3 separate regions of the Mus musculus genome follow, and regions 2 and 3 are each linked to region 1. A link is a loop called in an ENCODE intact Hi-C map of the cell type or tissue named here. Cell type or tissue: gastrocnemius. All regions are shown on one strand.

Region 1 (8,000 bases):
GACTATTGTGAAAGGTGTTGTTTCCCTAATTTCTTTCTCAGCCTGTTTATCCTTTGTTTATAGAAAGGCCACTGATTTGTTTGAGTTAATTTTATATCCAGCTACTGCACTGAAGCTGATTATCAGGTTTAGGAGTTCTCTGGTGGAATTTTTAGGGTCACTTATATGTACTATCATATCATCTACAAATAGTGATATTTTAAGTTCTTCCTTTCCAATTTTATTCCCTTGATCTCCTTTTGTTGTCTAATTGCTCTGGCTAGGACTTCAAGTACTATATTGAATAGGTAGGGAGAAAGCGAGCAGCCTTGTCTAGTCCCTGATTTTAGTGGAATTGCTTCAAGTTTCTCTCCATTTATTTGATGTTGGCTATTGGTTTACTGTATATTGTTTTTATTATGTTTAGGTGTGGGCCTCGAATTCCTGACTTTCCAAGACTTTTTATCATGTATGGGTGTTGGATTTTGTCAAATGTTGTTTGGGGGCCTTCTGGGGCTTACTCAAATTTTGACTTGGTATTCTTTTCAATATCAGTCAATGTTTTTAATATTAGGGATAGCAAAATAGTTGCCAAATACTTAGCTTATATTTTCCCAACCTTCAAAAAATAAAATAAATTCACATCTCTCCTTTGTGATCCATTCATGAAAGCTTCCCCTGTTCTTGAAACTTTATATCACAAATCTTTGACTGGCATTTAATGCAACAGAGTTCTTTTTTTTTAAATATTTTTATTAGGTATTTTCCTCATTTACATTTCCAATGCTATCCCAAAAGTCCCCCATACCCCCCCCCAACTCCCCTACCCACCCACTCTCACTTTTTGGCCCTGGCATTCCCCTGTACTGGGGCATATGAAGTTTGCAAGCCCAATGGGCCTCTCTTTCTGTTGATGGCCGACTAGGCCATCTTTTGATACATATGCAGCTAGAGTCAAGAGCTCCGGGGTACTGGTTAGTTCATAATGTTGTTACACCTATAGAGTTGCAGATCCCTTTAGCTCCTTGGGTACTTTCTCTAGCTCCTCCATTGGGGGCCCTGTGATACATTCAATAGCTCACTGTGAGCGTCCACTTCTGTGCAACAGAGAGTTCTAAAAAAAAATAAAATAAATAAGGACACAGCATTCTATTAAACTATTAGGATACCTTTGTTCACAATTGACAAGCAATATTCATCTTTTACTCCAAGTTGCAAGAGGATATACAAGAGGTAAAGACTAACCTTAAGGGTCTTTATATGAAATAAAAGGAATGCAGCCAATGTCTGGATATGCAAATTGAACTGGAGTTCTGATCTCTGCCTTGAGCTTTGGCTGGTCTGATGTGACTGGAGATAAGAGGTGGTGGAAATGATAGCTGTCCCCTTCCATGATCCACTTAGTCTTCATAAAGGAATTCCAGACCCATGTGTTCAGGGTGGGAAAAACATTCTATGTCATTGCCATAATAATGGTAATGAACTAGTTTGAAAGCTTTAAAGAAGTTCTTCACATTATTTCCTCTTAGCCCTGTGTCAAATGACATAGAAAGACACCATTATCTCCATTTTACAGAAGAGAGACATGAGTTATCTATGGTGCACCATAGTATGGAATATGCTATGGTTTTATCATCAGAAACATATAGTCTTGTGAGTGAGGCAAAAGGTAGTGAAGGAGCAATCAAGGGTACTCAAGAGAATGCATACCAATTAAATACAAATCAAGTCAGTGCAAATTAAAAACAACAAAATACAATGCTTGATACTATTAATGATGAATGCTGGACATGTAACTCTCAATGTTGACTAGATTGTTAAATAAATTATGTAGACACTAGTGATTAAATTGGAGTTAACTTTGTATAAAGAGAGAGAAAGCACACATATCAGACAAGGAGCATATTTAAAAAGCCCTGCAATAGAGCTGTAAACTAGATATGGAAAGAAGAGAGGGCAAAGAGTAGGCTGGACTGGTGGGAATAAGCCTTGTTAAGATTTGGCCATTGGGTTGGAGGGTTCAAGGCAGAGTTCGAAGGTGCTCCCTGAATTTGTGAGCCCTGGGAGAAGCATTACAAGAACAGGAATGTGATTTTAAAAATCATCTTTAGGAAGACTGAAATGATGAGAACACACTAAGCACATACTAGGGCTATAACAGAGTTGAACAGTTATTATTATAACAGGGTTTAAAATGCTGGTGCATTCTTCCAGAGACGAGGAGCTATCAATCTATACAGTGGTCATGAGGATTGAAAAGACAGAAAGTAAAAGGACTAAATTCAGAATCAGAGATGCTTCAAAGGCTCTCTCCAAGGGTGAGAGCCCCAGGAGGGGATGCTCTGCTGACTCTAGAAAGGGGAGCTAGGCAAAAATATAACTTAGGAATGAAAACTGCTGTGCAGCTGTGGACAGCAGAGTGGAAGCTAGATGAGATACATATGTTTTCACGTATTTACACTTATAATTGCTCATGTACAAGGCCTAATAAACACAGTTCCCTGCCCCTCCTCAAGGTCCCAGAGCTGAACCAGCTTACAAAAAAAAAAAAAAAAAAAAAAAAAGTCATTACTTTTAAACCTTGTGACTGGGATTGTTAGAGCAGATGAGCCCTCCATTGTAACAAATGTAAATTAAAAATTTCGATGTGTGAGGAATAAGATTTGAGGAGTATTTGCAGTCACCGGATTGGAAAGGCTAACAAAAGTAGTTAAAGAGCAAGAGAGCCCTAGCTTCCTCTGAAAACTGCACCATTCCCTTCTCAAGCATCATGTGTTAAAAACTCACATTTACGGTCAAAGGTGAGAATGGCAAAATTAATCCAGAAAGCAGAGTTACTCTGCTGAGGAGACCCATTTGAAAGTGAAATAGAGGTCAAAACCCCACTCTGACATAGAAATTGGAAACTGCCAGATGTTCCAACACTCTAGTACAATTCAAAAGGGCAGGAGTGGAGGATTATTAACCATTACAGCTGGCAACGTAGAATTTATGTTTTCTTTGTTATGTGAAATGTACAGTCATAACAGAAAACATTAAAAATATGGGCAGGTTCAAAGAACGTGTCAGAAAACAATATAAATCAAATCTAGGTGCAATGAATAGAACTGCCAGCAGAGGGCCCACTTCAACGCCTGGCAAATTCTCAAGGCAGACAAACTCCAAAGGGAAAAGACTTTGATTGCCTGGAAACTTCTGATTCCAATCGAAAATGTTCATGCCCAGAAATAGCACAATTGACCTTTCTTTTTTATAACTGAGTTACAAAAGCAATATTTAGACTTTCAGGTCTTAAGGCTTTCTTTAAAGTTTTTCTCACCATGCTTTCTGCTTAATGAGAAATTTTATATGACAGTCTCAATGTCATATTTCGGGATAATGTAGACATAGAATACCTGAGGGTGGAAGAGTGACTTTCACAGCCTCTCTACAGTACTTCAGACTATCTTGCTGATAACACAAACAGCCACTCTATAAAACTGGCTTTTGGCGGGGTTGGTTTGGTTTTTTTGCCGCATAATCCCTAGGTGGAAATGTGCAATTTACAAACACAGGAAGGGTGACTCTGTAGCAAGGAATCTTTAACAACCCAAGGCCTCAGGAAATGCACATCTGTTAAACACCATGTTTGAATGTCTGATCAAAATCTCCTTTGCATTTTTAAAAGACATCCGTAGATCATCTTGCATCATTTTAAGTCAGAATGTCTCTATTTCGCGTGACATTCTCAGTCAGCTACTTTTAAATAATTGTGAAAAATATAGGTGCCAACAAGACTTGTCTTGACATGTATTTACATCTGCGGACTGTCCTTGGAGAAAACTGTGATTTTTCAAAGTTAGGTAAGGTAGTTGACTTTTTTACTTAGATGTCCATTTCTTGCCTTGTCTTTGGATTGGAGGTAATATGGTTATCTATATCAAACGCCAAAAAGCTTTAGCCCACAAAGCCCAAATCTAGCCTACTGCCTAATTTTGTATGAACTACAAGGTAAGAATAGGCTGTATATTTTAAAATGGTCTTTAAAAGTCAAAATAGATGTAGTTTTCATGACATGAAAGTTATATATGAAACTGCTCACTGACCACTGTTTGATCTTTCATCAAAAGTTGTGGAATTTGTTTGCTTTCTGCTATACAAGCATTTACCTGGTAAGCTCAATTTTGCTTCAAGTCTTATGAAACCTAAAACACTATATTTACTCTCTAGTTCTGTATGGGAAAAGCTTGCCAAATTCTGAACTATGTCCTCCTTAACGCTCCTTGTGTTCTTCTTAATAATAAACCATGTTGCCCTGGAAGCACTGGAAGCAAAGAACTTGCAGACCTAGTTTCTCCAGGTAATCAGTGTTTGGAATTGCCTGAGTAGCAACAAGAAAACTGCTGTTTGCATCCTAGACTCAGAGTTCAACTTCTCTGGCCTGTGGTCTAACCAGAACCTCAATATTCTTGAAGATCCCCAGGTGATTCGAGTATGCGGTTTGCAGAGCTCTTTAGTTAGTGCTTTGGCAAATGCAACCCCTGCCCCCAGCTCAGGGGGCTCATTTTTGCTCCTTTAAGAGACCCAAGTGATCCTTCCCACCAGCCCCATGGGCTGGTGGCCTCCGGTTATTGAGGACAAAGTGGGCAGAGGCAAGGGACCGGTTCAGGACAGCTGGGAATACGGAAGTGTTGACTGACTTCTAAGGTCTGCTTCAGTGAGGCAACTCAATTTTATTCAGGGTGATGAAGGGTGGTTATAGATTTGGGGAGTGGGTAGGGAATCCCAAGGTGGATATACATTATTGACTAGGGTGGAGGCCTAGGAATGCTTCATCTACATAAAGAAGAATTCCAAGAACCTGGAGGGCAGGTTCTTATCCGAAGAGAGGAAGTTGAAGGGAGAGAGGAAGTTGAATTTGTAATCTGGCCACTGACTACTTCAGAGGTGAAGATGGTAGAGGTAGAAGTAGAGGTCGAGGTCGTGTGCTGGAGCGAGCACACAGGCTAAGAGCAGGGAGAGAGCTCTCCCAAATCCTACCAATCCTAGGATGAGATTTTGGGGTTTGGGTCACCTCTGAATCTCACATTTGCTTCAGGCCAGCTCCTGGAATGAACATCTCCACAGCCCCACAACCCCAAACTCTCCAAACTCCTGCCAAGTTCTTCAGTCCAGCCACTCCAGGACCATCCTAACAGCTAGTTTCAAGCCAGCCCATCACAGAGCTGGCCCCTTTTACTTTCTGAATGAAATCTCCTTCTTGTCTGTTTTCTCCTCTCCAACAGCATAGTGATTGAAAAGCGGTCTTAAGCCTAGCAGGTTTTAATGAGAGGTGCGGCCTGGAACAAATTCCTGAGTCAATGTGCTCATCTATGCCTTCAATAATAAGCCTGCTTTTAAATGTTTAGCTCTTAGAAATTTTAAAGATCACATGAGCTTTTCTTACTACTTGCTTAGATTGACACCACCTGGGCCCTTGTTAGGTATTTAGAATCTCAAGGCCCTTCTGGGCCTTAGAACCAGCATCTACATCTTACTGGCTTCCCAAGATGGTGTATACACATACATGCATTACATTTTAAGCAGAGCACTGGAAGCGTTGAAATTCACTAGACACGGGGCTGTCTCTTCTTTAAGGCTGGCTTTTATGCACAAACTGGTTTGCTTACAGTTTTTAAATCCATCTATCTACTATGAAACCAGATGAGGCTGTGGCAGGATTGGAGGTGATTAAGACAAATAAAGTCACCTTCATGCCTCCCTCTGATAGTCATGATCCTAGAGGTGCATAGCTAGTGAATTAAAAGAGCTCTTGTAAAGCTTACACACATACATGCACATATATACACATACATACATACATACACGTGCATACACACACACACACACCTGATGATGGCCTGCTGCAGAGCCTGTGGCCTGCTTCAGACAGCAGGGCCTCACCCAGTTGTCCTTGGACATTGTCTGGTAAGAGTGAGAAGTTGAGATCAGATGGGGTGCAGAAACTAGGATGTGACTATTCAGAGTGAGAAGCAACATGGAGACCAATAAATGCCAACACGTGGAACAGAAAAGTGGGACGCAACCCTGTCCTTGTCAAAGATTTCTGGAAGGAGATACGATTTGACACAAATCAAAAGGTTTATAAAGTTAACATGTTGAGTGGAATACCAAATATAAGCTGAGCTGCCCTAATCTCCGCATCGAAACCTGAAATTCTTCAGAATCTGGAACTTTCTGGGTACGGAAATGATGCCATCCATGGGAAAGTCCACATCAGAACTCATGTGACCCTGCAGTCCAACCTCATGTATATGAAAGCAGGATTTCACTTTAGAGACATGGCTTCATCAGGAACCCCCTGGGCGCCTACATTTAAGTCAGTTTTCTGTGCCTTCAGAAGGGCCAAGCTGGAGATTGTCTTAACTAAGCATTTATTTCTAAGTTAGGGCGGGTCTATAAAAGCTAAGGGAAAAAGAACATTCCATAATTAACTGAGGTATTTGGGTCATATCCATGGAACTGAGTGAGGTCATCTGCAGATCCGTGTCAAAGGCAGGATGCCGAGTACTTACTTAAATCCCTAAGTACTGCATGTTCATGCCACCCTGTGTTTTACTGAGCATGAGAAGTTTTGCCTTTGACTTTTCTCAAAGCGCTGGTAGAGGGGCTGGAGAGATGGCTCAGCGGTTAAGAGTACTGACTGCTCTTCCGAAGGTCCTGAGTTCAAATCCCAGCAACCACATGGTGGCTCACAGTCATCTTTAATGAGATCTGATGCCCTCTTCTGGTGCATCTGAAGACAACTACAGTGTACTTAGATATATTAATAAATAAATTAAAAAAAGAGCTGGTAGAGGGCTGAGATCATGAGGTCTTTAAACTCTATGTGGTCAAAGATGCTCTAGAGGAAATTCAAACATCCCTAATTCAAACAAGCCGATGTTTACTGAACACCTGCTCAGTGCTGCTGAGAGGTTGAACTTCCCTACCTGATAAGTGAGCCAGAGCCAAGTCCTGTCCATTTTGTCTAAAGGGAAAAGAGAGAGATGTGGTAACACAGCCAAATGTTACCATCTTACCCCTCCCTGTTTTTACAATGAGCTATGTTGCCTCGGTGCAAGGTCTCCATTACTTTCCAGATGAGAGGTCTGATTTCCTTTCTTGATCTATTCATTTTGAATGGATGCTGGCTTGCTTCAGCTGAGTTATCAATCCAGTTTCAAATCCAGATATTAAAAAAAGAAGGAGGAAGTGGGGAAGGAGAAGGAGGAGGAAGAGGAGGGGGAGAAGGAGGAAGAGGAGGAGGAAGAGGAAGAGGAGGAGGAAGAGGAGGAGGAGGAAGAGGAGGAAAGGTGGGGAAAAGAAAATGATGGAGTTAACTTTAGCCCCTGGACATGTATTCTTAACCTCTGACTTCTTGATGTGCAATTAACATGCCATTCCCCATATGTAAAAATTGTAGAAAGTACCCCAGAGAAATTTCCCATCATCACTGGTAGAAAGCCATTACTGAGTATATTGCTGTGGCTCCGTGGTGCATTTCCTCATTTTTTATGTCTACACTCTTCCTCTTGACAATGTTGAGTTCAGGGTAGAAGTCGAGGAAACTTACTCACTCGGAAGCTTAAAAATAGAAGTGTTATTTTCTGAGCACACAGGAAGGCAGCCAGTTCAGGATCTGAACCACCTCCCCAAAAGGAGACTGTACAACATTTTTATAGGATGGGAACACAAAGCAAGCGGGATGGGGTGAGATGCTGCATTGACCAATCATATTTTGACACGAGGGGTTAAACAAGGAAGTTAACATTGGTGACTGGGCCTTATCTAGAACACCTGGTTTCAGGGTCTTTGAGTCAGCTTTTGCAGACAGGTCCTTTCCTGGACTCTGGCCTGGAATTTTAAAATGATTAGGAAAACAGGAATGAGCCAGCTGCATGTAGTCCATTAAGTCAAGAGACGCAGCACATTCGTGAGTTGTGTGTCTTAGCTCAGATAACAGGATAACAGCATCTTCCCTTTTTACATCCTGTACTGGT
Region 2 (8,000 bases), 190 kb after region 1:
AAAAACAAAAACAAAAACAAAACAAACAAAACCCAGATCCTTTCACAAATGATACACAGAAAGTAGCTGACCCAGGTCAGTTAACTTGGGCATTTAGCTCTCCCAGGAAGATGCCTCCAGGCTCCCAGGAATTCTTTCAAAATTTTATAGAAGAAAGGTCATCACTTTTATACAAACACTTAGAGAAATATGAAATAGTAAAAGAAATATGCTCCAGATTTTCCTATAAAAGCCAACAAAATGTAAATATCAAAACCTCAGTAGGGCATAGAAAAGGGGGAAATGCAAGCCAGATTCTCTTACAGACACAAAAATCCTAATCAGCCAGGTATGGTGGTTCATGCCTGTAATCTCAGCATTCAGGAGGCTACTGAGGCAGGAGGTTGACTACAAAGCCAAGACCAGCTTAGACTAGAGAATATGATCCCAGCTCAAAAATAAATAAATAAATAAATTTTAGCAAATCAAATACACCATGTATAGAAGTGGTAGCATATGGTGAAAAACATAAATTTATAACAGGATTTCAAAGGTAATTTAATATTTAAAGTATCGCAGCCCACCATATTTACAAGCTGTAGGAGAAAATTCATATGCTCATGTCGCTATTCACGGGAAATCTTTTTTATATACTTTCTCTATATGTAAAATGTAAAATGGACAATTCTACAACATGTATCTATAGGATATATATCATATATATGTATGTATATATATATATGTATATATATATGTATATATATATATGTGTGTGTGTGTATATAATAGTCTTCCCCTTCTCCAACTCCTCCCAGATCACAACATTCCTACCCACTTCACTTCATTAATAAAACAACACAAATCCAATATTTTTTAAACTCTTAGTAAACAGAGAACAGGAGAAAATTTCCATAATCTAATAAAGAATAATCAAGTAATATTCAGCAAACACATTCATGATAAAATATTAAAAGGCTTTTCCAATGAGACTGCAAACAAAGACAGGTTATACGCATTACTAATTCTATACATAAATACCTAGCTTAGTTTTTTTTTTAAAAAAAAGCTGGAAATTAGCATTTAAAAATAACAGTTTTCAGTAGCATCAAATACCTAGGTGAAAAATTAATAGAATTCAATAAGAATGGTACATATAAAACTAGAGCATACTACTAAAAGACAATAAAGATGCTCAATAGTAGAACCCAGTATTTTGTGCAATAAATATGTTTAAAATACAGATAAAATATTTAAGTAAAAGTTTAAAAGATCAATAGACACCATATTTAATGAAGGACTCAACTCTAAAATAGACAATTCTACACCATGTATCTATAGGTGCAATACAATGCTAGTTGAAACACTGTAATACTGTGGATATATAGATAGACCTAATTCTGGAATTTCCTCAAGAAGAGAGAGAAAATTCCAGTAGCCAGTCTTGAAAAGTAAGAGCAAAGTGTCTAAATGATAACACATGTGAGTAACACTAAATAGACTGAGTGGTTGCGTTTGTACAGCTATAAGTATGATACATTAATGAATGATGATATTTATAATAATATATATGATAATTAATCAAAGACAAGCAAAATGCTAGAGACGACACATGAAAGGAAGAAGGACTGGGGGTAGAGGAAGGGAACAGTGAGGAGGTCAGGACATGATAATATGGGATTGAAGATGATCAAGGGATGTTACATACATGTATGCAATGTCACAATGAAATCCATTGGTTTTTTTTGCAATTGGAAGATGCTAATGAAAATGAAAAAAAGATATCAAGACTTATGACTTTATAGATATCAAAACAAATATATAAAAAATCATAGTACTTTGTCATGTCATTGGGGGGACACACCAAATTTAAAACCACACAATATTTTCACTCACACGCACATACCCTCCAGCACACACACACACACACACACACACACACACACACACACACACATGTAGTTAAAAATAAAATAAATCTTTCCAAAGTGAAGAAGCTGGAAAGATGGGTCATCAGGTGAGAGGACAAACTGCTCTTGCAGAGAATGCCAGCTTGTCGCCCTCTGGTGGCTCACAATCTCTAAGGAGCTCCAGGGGAGCCGATGCCCTCTGCTGGCCTCTGTGAGCATATGCAGTACCGTACACATACCCCACAGAGACACAAACATATACACATAAATAAAAATAAAATAAATCCTCAAAGCTAGATAATGGCAGACAGAGACTGAACTCCAAACAGTGGTGATCTCTGGCTAACCATGCAGAGTCCACAGGAGCCTGGCGAGTGCTCATACCATTCTGTCTTGATGGTGTCCATGTGGCTGTATTTTGTGTTCACTGTGTAAAAATTCACCAAGCTGTGCATATATAATCTGTGCCATGTCTTAGGTACATGACATATAAAAATTTTATTGAGAGAACTGCAGGGACATAGTCAGATTCTCTTATAACCATGTATCATCATGTAAATAGAATTTTTTTTAATTTATCATTTGTGCTCCTAGATAATATTAGTCACAGCTTTGCTCTGTTTCTCAAAAAAATTAGCATCGTGACATCCTAAGTCACTCCCAACCAGTGTCAGTAGTTTTCAGCTATCCTGAACCTCTTATTCTGAACTCCTTTTACCAGAACAGACCATCTGTTTCTACAGTGCTAGAGTATTCCATATCCACTATACAAGTCAGAGGTCACACTGCCGAGGTGGAAGCTTCCTTCAGGCATCATGGACCACCTGGTACTTTCCTCTGCTTCTTCTCTGCAGGCAATGATGAAGCAGTGGCTGACACCAGCAGGCGTGTGGGTGGAGCCCTGTGGAGGAAGGGCGCCCTCAGAGACAGACTGAATGATGCTGTTAAGCAACTACAGGCAGCAGAGAGAGGTAAGGATCCAGAGCTTCAAGATCCTGTGTGTTTGTCCACTGGTGTAAAACAGCCTTGTGGGGGGGGGGGGAGATTAGGTGACTCCTTTGTCATCAGCTCCCTACTCATCTTAGGGTGTTTGTTCTCTCCTGACCAAAAAAGAAAAAAGTTCATTACTATCCAAGAACTACCCTCAGAAATAAAGCTACAACCATATCACCCAGAGATGAGCATTAAATGAAGAATTTTCTTTCCATCTTTGCTCTGTGCCGCGTGCATATGCCTGCATGTGTTTGAGTAGGATCGTGCTGTTCATACTGCTTGGTTGCCTCTCTTCTGAATGTTATTCCTTGCTTGCAGTATGCCCTAATTTGGTCATTAGATTACTCTGGCCCCCCACTGTAAACAGCATCCTTCTGTTAGATGTCAAGTTGTTCTTATCAAATAAGCAAGGAGATCAGTGTGCCAAGTAGAGAAACAAGAGTGTTTCTCTTGCCTGTTTTGGGACCTGAGTCAAGGTGTCTTGAAAGGCTGTGACTGGACGCAGATGTGCCTTCCTGGGTGCCGCTGGCTGCTGGATATGGGTGTTGTGTTGTGCTGACATGAGCTGGCCTCGGAGGCCAGGAGCCCTGACCAGGAGAGTGTGCATGTGCTGAAAAGCCTAATCGGAGCTAGAGATGACTGGGGTTTGCTGGGTCTGTGTTGTGGAGACCAGAGTCACAGTTTGCCTTCCAGATGAAGAGAATCCTGAGGTTTGCTGAGGCTGAGAACCTTTCTCCAACGGGTGCAGCTGATAGGAGGGAAATCCAGGATTCAAACCAATGTCCAGCCAGATCCGGAGCACAGAGGATTAAACAAAATGTTTCTTCACTTTAAAAACTTGAAGTTAGAAATATCAACTAAGTATTTTTATTACAAAAGTAGTGAATTACCCTTATAGAAAAAAATGTGAAAACCCACATTAGAGAGTGGAATAAAAGAAGAAAAAAATCACCTATAATCCCATCATCTAGAAAAAATTTATAGTTGTAAATTTACATTATCTTTATTTTAAATGTGCAGTAAGCTTTATCTGTGTATACAATGTATGCCTCTGTGTGTGTGTGAGAGAGAGAGAGAGAGAGAGAGAGAGAGAGAGAGAGAGAGCGCATATATCATAGATCATGGCTCCACTGTACACTTTGAAAGTCAAGGAACAACCTCAGGTACTGGTCTGCACAGTTCAAAACAAGGTCTCAAGTTCCCGGAACTCACCATGTTAAGGTCACCAGGTTGGCCTTGAACTTGCCTTGATCCCCCTGCCTGTACCTCAAGACTGAGATTACAGCTATGCCTCACTACACTTGGCTGTTTTATTGTTTCTGTGAGGTAGGGGCCTGGTCATGTAGCCATGGCTGGCCTAGAACTTCCTATGTCCCCTAGCTATACTGGCCTCAGACTTGTGGTAATCTCTGCTGCCCCCTGCTGGTTCACAAGCTTCTAGGGATACTTCTGTAGGCTTGCCAATTTGCTATGCCACTGGCTTGCAAATGTGCACTACCACTTCTGACCTCATGTGGGTTCTGGGAAACCCCATCCAAATATGTAATAATTTGTTAGTGAAACTTGGATCTTAACATTAAAGCTTTTCTGAACCATGTTTTTCTTTTGAAAAGAAAAACCTTTTCTTAGTAATTTACTTCTGTTCTAAATGTAGCATCATTTTTTATGGCAAAACTTCTTCCACAAGAAATTACTTTTCCATAGAAGGAAGAGGCTTTTATGGTGAAGTTCAGACGTGAACAACACAGAAGCTGAAACTTTGTATGCATTTTCTGTCACTTTCAAACCAGATTACTAACCTAAATAAATACTAAGGTTTCTTGTTTGTTGCTGCTGACTGTTGTTATTGGTTTGGTTTTGCAATTTACTTCTTAATTTTAAAACATTTTAGGTAATCATTTTTGTATTATCAGGACTGTAGGGTCTTACCAACTCATATCAATGCTGTTTATCATATTCCAGTTCATATAACTTATAACACAGTCATCATATATTTAAACGTCTTAGTCTCCTTTCACAGCCCAAAATTTGAGGTCCATTTGACCCCAGTGTTTGCAATGAGATCCATCCATGCTCTCCAGTAAAGGGAACATCCCTCTACTCTGTGTGCAGGGGACGCCCACCAGCGCCTGGGCCAGTCCAAGCTCTTCATTGAGGAAGCTAACAAGACGACAGCGGCTGTCCAACAGGTTACCACACCAATGGCTAACAACCTCAGCAACTGGTCCCAGAACCTGCAGACCTTTGACTCATCTGCATATAACACTGCAGTGGACTCTGCTCGGGACGCAGGTACCTCTCGAAAGCTTTACCATCTTGCCTGCCTGAAGAATTGGTCATTAAACTCTGCACAGTTTTTGATAAGATACAGGGTGTGCTATTTGCCTTTCAGGTTAGAAAGCTGTAGAAATTACTTTAGAAAAAGAGAAGTATTTTACTCTGCTCATCTGTATTTACCTAGAGTATAAATTTATCTGGATTCTAGACACTTATGTATGTACCTACATGATATATACATAAATTAACAGATAGGTGCATTGGTAGAAGTAATACCGTAGTTAAATTGATGAAGTGGGTTTTATTATTATTATATGGCAGCATTTATAATGGTAGCAAATATCCTTACCAATGTAAGGCTGATCTTTTAGCACATAAGTTTAATCAAATGTTAAATAACTTCAGCAAAATACTGTCTTACTTTAGAAGAAAAAATATCTAGTAAATGGTATTGATCTTCTCACTAACTCACATTCGCTTTCTGTTTGCCTGAGTGAATCAGATTATTACCAACAAATATCAACTATGTGTCTTGGCCAATTCACATATACAATTTTTTAGCAATGAAAATGATATCTATTAATGTCTACCTAATGTAGTTTGGTATATGTAGTTTAAAATCACATAATAACAGAGAATTTCTTTTTTCCATGCTCACATTTTTACTCAGAATCTTCATAATCTCTTGGATATCAGTGTCTACCACTGTCATGACAAATTGTGATTGGCATTGCTAGTTATTCTCTACAAACTATTCTCCAGGGTAGCTTTACAGAACACCTCTCAATTCACAATAGTCATGAATCCATAGCTGGTGTTTCTGGGGTGGGGGACTGGTCTATGTGTTATTCAGTGTTTGCATTTTTTTCTCTGTTTTACAATTATTTTCATCTTCTTTCATTTGTACTATTGAGTTCTCTGTCTTAGTTAGGGTTTCTATTGCTGTGAAGAGACACCATGACCAAGGTAACTCTTATAAAGGAAAACATTTAATTGCTGCTAGCTTACAGGTTCAGAGGTTTAGTCCATTATCATCATGGAAGAAAGTATGGCAGCACACAAGTAGACTTGGTGATGGAAAAGGAGCTAAGGCTCACACTGGGTAAAACTTGAGCATAGGCCACCTCAAAGCCCACCTCCACAGTGGCACACTTCCTCCAACAAGTCCACACCTCCTAATAGCACCACTTCCTCTCTGCCAAGAACTAAACAGATGAGTCTATGAGGGCCATTCCTATTCAAACCACCATGTTGTAATAAGCACCAAGCTAGCACCGAATGAAATTGTCTCAAGCTACTGTGTTTTTTCTCAAACAGTATTTGGTGATTTAAAACAAAGTAAATTAAACAACACACCATAATATAAGAGACTTTAGAGTCTATGTGAAGAGGGTGAGAAGTCTGTGTTGTATATCTTTCCATCAGCAGAAGAGTCTTGCTTGCCATGTCCCCTTGCCTGGGTCCTCATCAGAGGCGGCAAAGCTGCCCTATCTCTATGGCAAAGCTGCCCTCTCTCTATGGCAAAGACAGCTTTGACTTCAAGCTCCTGGTTTCCTCTGTTAACTCCATCTCTGCTGTAACAGCAGCCGCAGCCATATATATCAGTAAAATCCTTTTCACCTGTTGTATCAGTCTGTATTATAAACATGTGGAGCCTAAGCTATAAGATTAAAAGAACATCTGTATGTTGGTCATGGAGCCTGCCCTTTAGAATGTTCACTGCAAGTCAGCACACACCACATTCCACTTATGAATCAATATGTGCTCTAAATGTCACAGAAAAGAACAGAATGGATTATGCCTTGAGCTCTGCTATTCATTTTGTAAGGTTAAAAATGATGTCCATAGATCTACCAGCGGTAACATGTTTGCCGGACCTCACTTGGTTTTTAAAATAGAATTAAATATTCAAGTGACCCACTTTCCTTATTGCAGTGAGAAACCTCACCGAGGTTGTCCCCCAGCTTCTGGATCAGCTTCGTACTGTGGAGCAGAAGCGGCCTGCAAGCAACATTTCTGCCAGCATCCAGAGGATCCGAGAGCTCATTGCTCAAACCAGGAGTGTCGCAAGCAAGGTATGTGGTGAGACGTATCATCAGCTCCTGGGGATGATGGGAAATGATGCTGAGCTCTAGCCCCTCAGCAGCTCCTGAGGCCTGGCACCTTCCTATTATGTTAGTTACTAGAACCACGTGAGATGCTTTGGACAGTAAACCTGTAGGGCCTGGTGGCATATGACTATAGTCCAAGCACAAGGAGGCAAAGGGAAGAAGAGACCACAGCAAGTTGCAGGCCAGCTTCATCTACACAGCAAGTTCCCAGCCACTGGGCTTCATGGCAAGATTATATCTCAGGAAACATACAAATAAAGAAATCTTCTTTTAAAAAGTAAACCAAGGAAGGTTCAGCATTCATCACCTTTTAAGTCACATAGTTATCCTGATGTGCAGCCAGAATTAACCACAAAGTTCTAGTCAGAAAAGCTCATAAACAGAAATCCATTTAAGCATCAATCAAAAGACTCAATGTTAGAATTGCTCATTTTTAATGGCTGTGTTACTACAGTTAACATACGGAATAGTCTTGCCCATCTGTCCACCTGCAAAACTTCTCTGGTACAACACATAGTATGTGAAAGTTTTATTGATTGCTCTGCAAACTTAACCAATGAATCACAAGTGGAAGAAACTAAGCAAAGGTGAGCATCTTAGGTTCTGTTACAGAGGTCACTGGGCAATGAGACACCTGGAGTCAGCATTGTCAGAGCAGATCCTTACCCAGTTAACATCCCCATGTGCCAGAAGAGGACTCGTGCTTGGGCCTCTCTTTTAATTTGTTGTTATT
Region 3 (8,000 bases), 89 kb after region 1:
ATGTATGCTTGAATCCAAAAAAAAGCCAGGATAGAAAAGGAATTGTATTCAATATGACTTACCATCTACAGCCTGGACAACCTAATAAGAGGAGAACCAACCCTTAAAGACCTCCCTCCTCCATCTCCCTCCTCAATCTCCTCCATCTCCTAGCTTTCTTGCTGTTGGTCTGCCTCATACAGTCTGAACTTTCATCACAGTTAACCATGATTAGGAAATAGGAGGATTCTTGGGGGTCAGGAGAGAGGGAGGAGAGAGAGAGAGAGGCAGAGAGAGAGAGACTTGGGGAGATCAGGGGGAGGCAACCCAGCTTACACTCCTTTCCCTGGCCAATACCACTGTGAAGTTATTGTCACTAGTACACAGTCCCCACAACAATCCTCCATCTAGTTATGCCAAGATTAGCACCTACAAACCCAAAATAGCAGCTGACACAACTTTCTATTTGCAGAAGGGCAGGCAGGACGTGTTAACAACAGGCTGGTGAGATCCCTGGATGCTGAGGACAGGCCCAACAGCACAGCGCTGCTGCAGAGGCAGGCAGCCTTGATCTTTATCTGCTGATAACTCCACAGGTTCTTATAAGGGAATTCCAGAACTTTCCTTTGATAAAGCCTTAAAGCCCCCCAGGTCTACTGTTGCCAAAACTAAAATTAGCTTTACTAGACATGGAAAGTCTGTTCATCTGGAAGTGGAAAGAAACAGGCTCTCACTTAATGCTAACTGATTTGGTGTCCTTAGACAAGCCATTTAGCCTCCAAGCCATTTCAAATGTCCTTGTTGATCTTGGGGAAGGTAGGAGCCTCCTCCTCAGAAAACATGGATAGGATCCTGAAGATACTTGGTGAGCCCTCCTCAACAATCATAGGAAAGGGAAAAGGGGAAAGTAGCCACACACTGAAAATGTTCCCCAATTTTACTTCTAATAGAAAGAAAGCCATCAACATTAAGACTTTTAAAGGTCTGAGTGCCCCTGTGGTAAAGAAGGGGTACCCTTTACCCTAATGCCCTCTAGCTTACTATAAAATATCCCTCTATGCTCTCTCACTCCCTAACTGCCCAACCTAAGATCTGTGGCATCCTCAGTGAAAAGCTAGGATGGGAGAGAGGAGGCTGGGAGTAGCCAGAAAGGGAAATGGCTGATCATAGCAAGCAGGAGGTCTCCCAAGCCACAGGATATATAAACACGGCTGTTTTCCCTCTGTAGGAAGTGCCGTTCTATTCATACAACTTCAAAACATTGCATAATTAAGTTGTCTTTACTAAGCACGTACTTTATATATGTCAGTGCGTATTGTTTTATTTACATTATTTGTTACTCCTATTAACTCAGTGAAAGGGGCATGAGTATTCCCATTTTACAGGGGGTAAAACTGACTTTTATGAAAGACTGAGTTTTGTGTCAAACTCTTAGAACTACTTATAAACAGGCCCAAGATGAACTCTGTTAAGTTTCACACAAAAACCTGTGAGTATATGTGTGTATATATGCACATATGTGTATATGTATGTGTGTGTATTTGTATCTATATATCTTATCATTTGGCAAAAAAAACAATAATAGATAAGAGGGGGAAAAACAGAGCATATACTTAATATAAAAAAAAGTTTATAGGAACCAGATAAATACACCCAATTCCCAGTGCTAAGCACTGTAGAACATGAATACTAATGGCAGGGCAGAAAGAGAACATCCCTGGTTAAAGAACAATTGTAGAAACAGCTGATAACTAAGGAAGAGTAAGTTGAGTTCTTTCAAAAGCAAATGTGAACAGTCTGGTTTGCTAAAGCACTCAGTATCTGAAGCCAGGCTCTGTGTGTGTGTGTGTGTGTGTGTGTGTGTGTGTGTGTGTGTGTGTGTGTGTGCACATGCATGCATATGATAAATAATGATAATATAATTATTTAAAGTTATAAAGTTAGAGAGTGTAACAGGATGCTGAGCGCTGCTATTCCTCCTCAGAATCTGGCCACCTTCTCCCTCAGTAGAAATCACTTAAAGAATCATCCAAGTCAAATGCACACTTCATGTCTTTCCCTTAATTCGCATGCTAGCCAATTTCTATGGGGGAAAATATGACAACTTAGTTCAACGGTTCCTTGTCATATTATTGTTAGTCTTTAAACAATCTGTGAGAACCCTTTCTACTTCCTCTGACACTAGCTCTTTCATGTCACCTCATTTTATTATTTAAAATCAAGAATCTTACTCTGACCAGGCACACACTCATTTCCAGCACCCATAGAAGCCAATACAGCACTGGAGGCATTTATTTCATTATTGCTTGTTTTGTTTATTTTGTTATTGTTTGTTTTGCCAAAAGAGCTTTATTGACAACAGATTAATTAAGGACATGAGCGGCTCAAGTCTGTTGCACATATTGGCAGGTGTAGAAAGGAGTTAAGTGGTCTAACAGGGGACGTGGAAGGGGTGTTGGGATAATCCACACCCAGCACACAGGTCCAGTGTCTTGGCATCATTACTATAATACCAGACTACTCCACCATTGCCAAATGCATGTGACAATGACCACTTAGCTATCGGCATGAAATTAAATAAAATAACTCATGCAAACTGTTGGTGCATAGAAAGCACTCCAAAAGTGAAAGAGACCACCTACCCCCCACCCCCACCCCCACTATCTCTATGTCCCAGCTCAGGCTTTATCTTATCAGTTTTGGTGTTACAAACTTGAATCAGAGCTTCAGGCCAAGAAGGCTCATATTTAAGCTTCAATTCAGCTTTCTATCAGCTGGGTGGCCCTGGGGAATCGCTCATTCTTCTTCCACAGCAAGGAAATAAAAGCCCTACTATGCGAGAATGCTGTGGTGTTTACAAATGTGTGGAAAGTGGCTGGCACATGGTAGAGAATAAACAGTTGCTTATGTGTATAGCTTTAGAGCCAACAGCCCATTCGGTGAAATGGGGCTCATGATAATGTTCACAGAGTTGCCTTACTGTGTAATTATAATTCCCAATACCTTAAAACTGGCCTGAGTGTCATTATATGGCTATCTTGCTCATCTGATCATTTTTAAGCACTTTGGGGCCTTCCCTCCAGAGATACCTAAAGCTCTGACCTGAAGCCCATGGAAATAAAGGCACCTATCACTGGCAGTGGATACTAGTCAGCTCAAGGGCAGCCCAGCGTAACTGCAGCCTGAGTTCTATGGAAGCCTTGGAAAGGTTGCATGATTCAGACAAATGTTGTAGGCATGAGATTGCAGGCCAAGAGGAAGAGGTCGGGCTACTATGAGCTGTGGGTCGCATATTCGACAGGCTCATACACTGCATGCCTTGTTCTGGGTCCTTCACAAAGCACCTCTTTAGGGAAAACAAGATGTTCTTTGTAAATAAAAGTTCATGCATTTCAATAATGAAGTCATTTTCTAGTACTGTAGTGAAAGATATTCTCTCCAGCCCTCTGGGTGAGGACTCCACAGAGGAAGAGGAGTGGCCAGTGAAGAGCCACAGGCTATCCCTAGAAAAGGAGAGGAGAACGCATCCAGAAATGGACACCATGCCTCTGGCTCCTGAGGTCATCTACCTCAGGTTCCCTCCCGCCCCTGGAATCCTTTTTCCACCCACTTTCCTGTACACTAGTGGGGGCCACATACAAATCTATATAAATATAGATCAGACATCCGGCGCCTTGGCTGCGTAAATAAGGGATGTGGGGAAGCAATCAGGAACGCTGAATATTCATTTCGAGTCCTTGGAGAGACTCCAAACTGCGAGGGGGAGGGGGAGGGGGAGGCGGCGTCTAGGAAAGGCCTGACCTCGGGGTCTGAAAGCCAACTTGAAGTGGGAGGGCCTGGAAGGGGAAGGTGGAAAGGGAGTGGTGAGAATGAGTGTGGGAAGGAAGCCAGAGCCGCGCCGACCTCAGTCCCAGCCGCCAGGGAGAGGAGGTGGCCAGGAGCGCTCGCCTCGCTCATGCCAGTCTGCTCCCCTGCCTTTTGATGTTCACAGGGCGCTAGCTCCATCCATCTGTAAGTCCCAGAACCCAAGTCTCAGGAGCGGCGGGAGACCGGAGACAAAGTGAGAGAGGTGGATGGAAGCGAAAGACAAGCAGGAGAGAGAGAAGAGACCACGCTGACTCTCACTCCCTCTTCTTTAATACAACAAAGTTGCAACTTGGGCTCCTGGATCTAAATACCGCAGGTCCAGAGAAGACAAAACACCAGGCATCACTGCATCTCTTAGGGGGTACCCACCAAGACCTCCAGGTCCTTCACTCCAGGAAGGGCCCTGTTGAATATCTGCAGAGAGATGGGTTGGAGCACAGCTTGGTGCTCAGTCCTGGCCCTGTGGCTCCTCTGGTGTGCTGTCTGCTCCAACGCAGCGTCAGGGGACGGCAATGCGTTTCCTTTTGACATCGAGGGGAGCGCAGTGGTCGGCAGGCAAGACCCATCGGAGACTAGCGACTCAGGCGTGACACTGGGACGCCTGCCGCCTGCTGCTGAGGTACAGTACCCCCTGCCTTTGCCAACCCGCTCCACACCTGTGTCTACCGTGTCTATGGGCTGGGCCACAATCCTCTTTCTCTCTCCCCATCTGTTTGATAACCTAGGCTTTCATCTGGGCTAGGTCTCCTCAGTTGAAATAAAGGGCTCTGTTTTGAAAGTTTGACTTGGACGTCAGTTGAAAGTTGAGGCTTCCAGTGAGAGTACCCTTCATGTCTGCGTGGGTCTGTTAGACTACATGAGAAATGTATGCAGTATGCAGTGGTGGTCTTTTGGTGTGTTCCAATAGCCATTTTGTCAAACCTTGGCACTTACTGTAAGTGCCCCCTCTCTGTCTCCCTGCTCCTCTTTGCTGTTTGAACAATGAGAGCAATATCACTAAAAAGACCTATCCTGTCTCAAACTAAACAAAAGGTCTTCTGCAAGGCTGGGGTGCTGGGGGTGGGGGTTGTCTGTGAAGGAAGCTGTTAGAAAATTTCAGGGCAGATACCTTAAACAAAAGCAGACCATTCTAATCCAGAAGCAAGATTAAGTCAAGCTCCACTCCCAAAGTAAAGCTGATCAGGATATACTACTGGTCTAAGGTTTATTCAGTGAGCTACTGTTTTTATATATCAAGAGACTTTTCAGTTGAGAAATGGCTGAACTGTAGACATTGGAGGAGAAGGATGGGTCCACAGTAAGTGATTTAAGAGCCTCTGCGCCTGGATTACAGTAGCATGTCCAGGCTGTGGGGGATGCGAAGGAGGAGGAAAATGAAGTCACCTAAGTTCATGGGAAAGGAAAGATCAACTGACCTAACACCACACATGTACAACACACACACCACATACCATACAACACACATACACACAGCAAACATATAACACACACAAATATACATACCACACACACACACACCACACTCACACAACATACACACATACACACCACTCCACATACCACACAGCACACACATGCACACCACATACCATACAACACACATACACACAGCAAACATATAACACACAAATATACATACACACCACACACGCATACCACACTCACACCACACACATATACACCACTCCATATACTACACAGCACACACATACACACACCACACACTCATAACATATACACACAGCATATACACACACAGCACACACACATGCCCACACTAATATATCCATGTCTATAGCAATCATACAGCTAAAGTAGTGATGCAAGTTGCTAAAAGTCACTGAAGTCTCAACTGTTGCTCCTAATTCTACCTTCTGGTAATATAACTACAGCTGTTATTGTTGATTAAAAATAAAATGCAAGATGATCCTTAAGTAAAAGTCCTAGTGGTGCTTCCTCAAAAGGGAGGCAGGTGGGTAGAACCAGAGTGTACCAGTCTCTCGTTTCAGTGCATAGGGTCTACCTAAGGCTCTTTTTTGAAAGGGGCTTCTGATCACACCCAGTCACTGGGGACAGGTCAGAGCAGCCAAACTCCATCCATCAATGGAGAGGAATTGCCTCTCTGCATGCTTGGAACACACCCAGGCAACATTATCTCCACACCTGTTGCTTCCAGCAGGGAAAGTCCCTGAATGAAATGCTTGCCATAAGGACAGAATTGATATTGAGTATAATTCAATTAAACTTGAATTGCAGATAAACAATAAATAATTTTTTATCGTGTCCCAACTGTATGCTAGATTTTTTTCAATATTCATCTTAATTCAACTTATCTAGGCATCCTGTGTTTGAATATGTTAAATCTAAAGAGATGATCATATCATGCATAGTGATTTTTTTTCTGTATTTGCAACTCATAATAATTATTTGAATGTTAGAGGACCTTAAAGTTAATATTGAGACTATGAGCAATTTCTCATACAAGCATATGTCCAGGGCAACGTTAGCAAAGCATTTTAGAGGGCAGACTTGCTAAACATGCTTAAAGCGCAAGCATCTTGACTTTACCCAACTTGCTGATGAAAGAAACAAAACTAAACGCTCAAGGCTTAGGGAAATTATTGACAGCTATTTTAAACTTTATGTTGTTGCCGTGGCAAACGTATTACAGTGTCTGACATAGGTAGAAGTGATTGAACATGCTGAGTTATTACCATAAATGGGTTACATTATTTTTTTTAATCCATATTTGGTGCTATTTCTCAGAGACTTTTATGCTTCTATCTTACTTAATGTTTGTTAATATTGGATCTATGTTTGTCTGTATTCTTCCAGTCAGAAAGACTGTCCCATAGTAGGTTAACTGTGCAGTACCGTCATCGTTTACCATGTGTACTAGTTGAGGAATTTAGGGAAGAGAGAGAAGATACCGGTCATCCCAGGGAGGATCCCAGTAGCCAGGGTGGAACGCCACATTTACGCTTCCCAAGGGTGGTTTCACATAACGCCCAGCTTGCCTGTGGTCCCAGGATGATCCCAGTGCCCTGCCAGCAGGTTTCCCATGCTCTTTATAGCCAGTAAGCAGATCTTAAATCAAATAGATTCCAGAGACTTAATAACATGGCACAACTACTTTACTGGGTTGGGTCAGGAAACCGTATTTACATAAACCAGAATACGGTCACATTATTCATAGGAGGGGTTCAAAATGTGGGTGGGAGGGTACGCTAAAAATATTTCCACTTTATTTGAGTTGGATTTATATGAATGGTCACTCTTCAACCAACTCTCCAAAAGAAGGAAGAAAAAAAAAAAAAAGGCAAGCACGGGTCAGTGGGAGGAGCTTGGCAGAAATCCCCTAATGCTTTTCCCCCAGTTCCCCTGTCACTGGATGCTTGTCCTAAGGAGGCAGGGTCTCTGACCCACAGTAGTGCTCAGTGTGAGCTGGGAGCAAATGTGAATGAAAATTTAACACAATGAAAGGACAGACAAGGCTGGCAGGCCAGGAAGGAAGGGCCCACCTTTGGAAAGACTTTCCCATAGGATGGAAAGAATGTGAAAGAGACACGCCCAAAGAGAACTCTACATCTTACTTGAAGATTTTCCTACCTCCTGCTTCTTGACAAGCAATTTACTGAGTCCACTCCTGCTGAGCACATGGTGACAGCAGCGATTTTTAGTAGGCAAGGGCAGGCAAGAGGGAGACTAGGAGTTTCAGAAGGAACCTTCAGTATCCTGACAAGACTTTAAAGAAAGAGAGGCTACTCACTTTGTCAAGTATACTGTAGCAAGTAATAACTAAGTTTAAGGTGTGTGTGTGTGTGTGTGTGTGTGTGTGTGTGTGTGTGTGTGTGTGTGCAAACGTGTGTATGTGTTATGAGAGTGTGTGTGAGTGTGTGTATGTGTGAGTATGTGTATGTTTTGGGTAATATGTTGGCTCAGAACTTTCTCTGCTTCACTATAGGACTGATGCAATTTCTAAAAATAATGAAACACAGGCAGGGCAATCTTCATGTATGGATTTTGTTGAAATGATCAGAATCCAGCTAAAGTTTTCGTGACTAACACAGAAGTACAGGGAACCAGAGGGAAAGAAGGAATGGAGAGAGAGTGACACCAGGGAATCAGTATCAGAGTATCCTTGGGGAAAGAGA

Evidence for each region. A loop is a pair of places that touch in the nucleus more often than their neighbours do. Peaks named below come from ENCODE experiments on the same cell type or tissue, not always from the same donor. Only the 100,000 strongest peaks of a DNase experiment are listed, where the experiment ranks them.
Region 2: it touches region 1 in a loop (7-fold over the local background); 8 of 42 quality-filtered maps call a loop at or near these places.
Region 3: it touches region 1 in a loop (3-fold over the local background); 8 of 42 quality-filtered maps call a loop at or near these places.

Annotation. Positions count from the first base shown.
Region 1 is chr10:38,872,970-38,880,969 of GRCm38, forward strand. No RefSeq gene overlaps it. Among named protein-coding and RNA genes, the nearest start is that of Rfpl4b, 55 kb to the left of the region's middle. In gastrocnemius, a CTCF peak has its summit at 3,092 (motif pointing right); a DNase peak (open chromatin) is centred at 3,097; H3K27ac peaks cover 1,382 bases.
Region 2 is chr10:39,062,864-39,070,863 of GRCm38, forward strand. Lama4 (laminin, alpha 4) reads left to right here. Exons shown (of 38, transcript NM_010681.4): 16 at 2,741-2,857; 17 at 4,992-5,171; 18 at 7,092-7,231. Among named protein-coding and RNA genes, the nearest start is that of Fam229b, 67 kb to the right of the region's middle. In gastrocnemius, CTCF peaks have their summits at 2,078 (motif pointing left) and 4,318 (motif pointing left); DNase peaks (open chromatin) are centred at 2,060 and 4,313.
Region 3 is chr10:38,961,685-38,969,684 of GRCm38, forward strand. It overlaps Lama4 (laminin, alpha 4), which reads left to right and starts at 3,831. Exons shown (of 38, transcript NM_010681.4): 1 at 3,831-4,465. The coding sequence starts at 4,271. In gastrocnemius, CTCF peaks have their summits at 3,923 and 4,433; DNase peaks (open chromatin) are centred at 3,882 and 4,359; H3K4me3 peaks cover 4,765 bases; H3K27ac peaks cover 6,038 bases.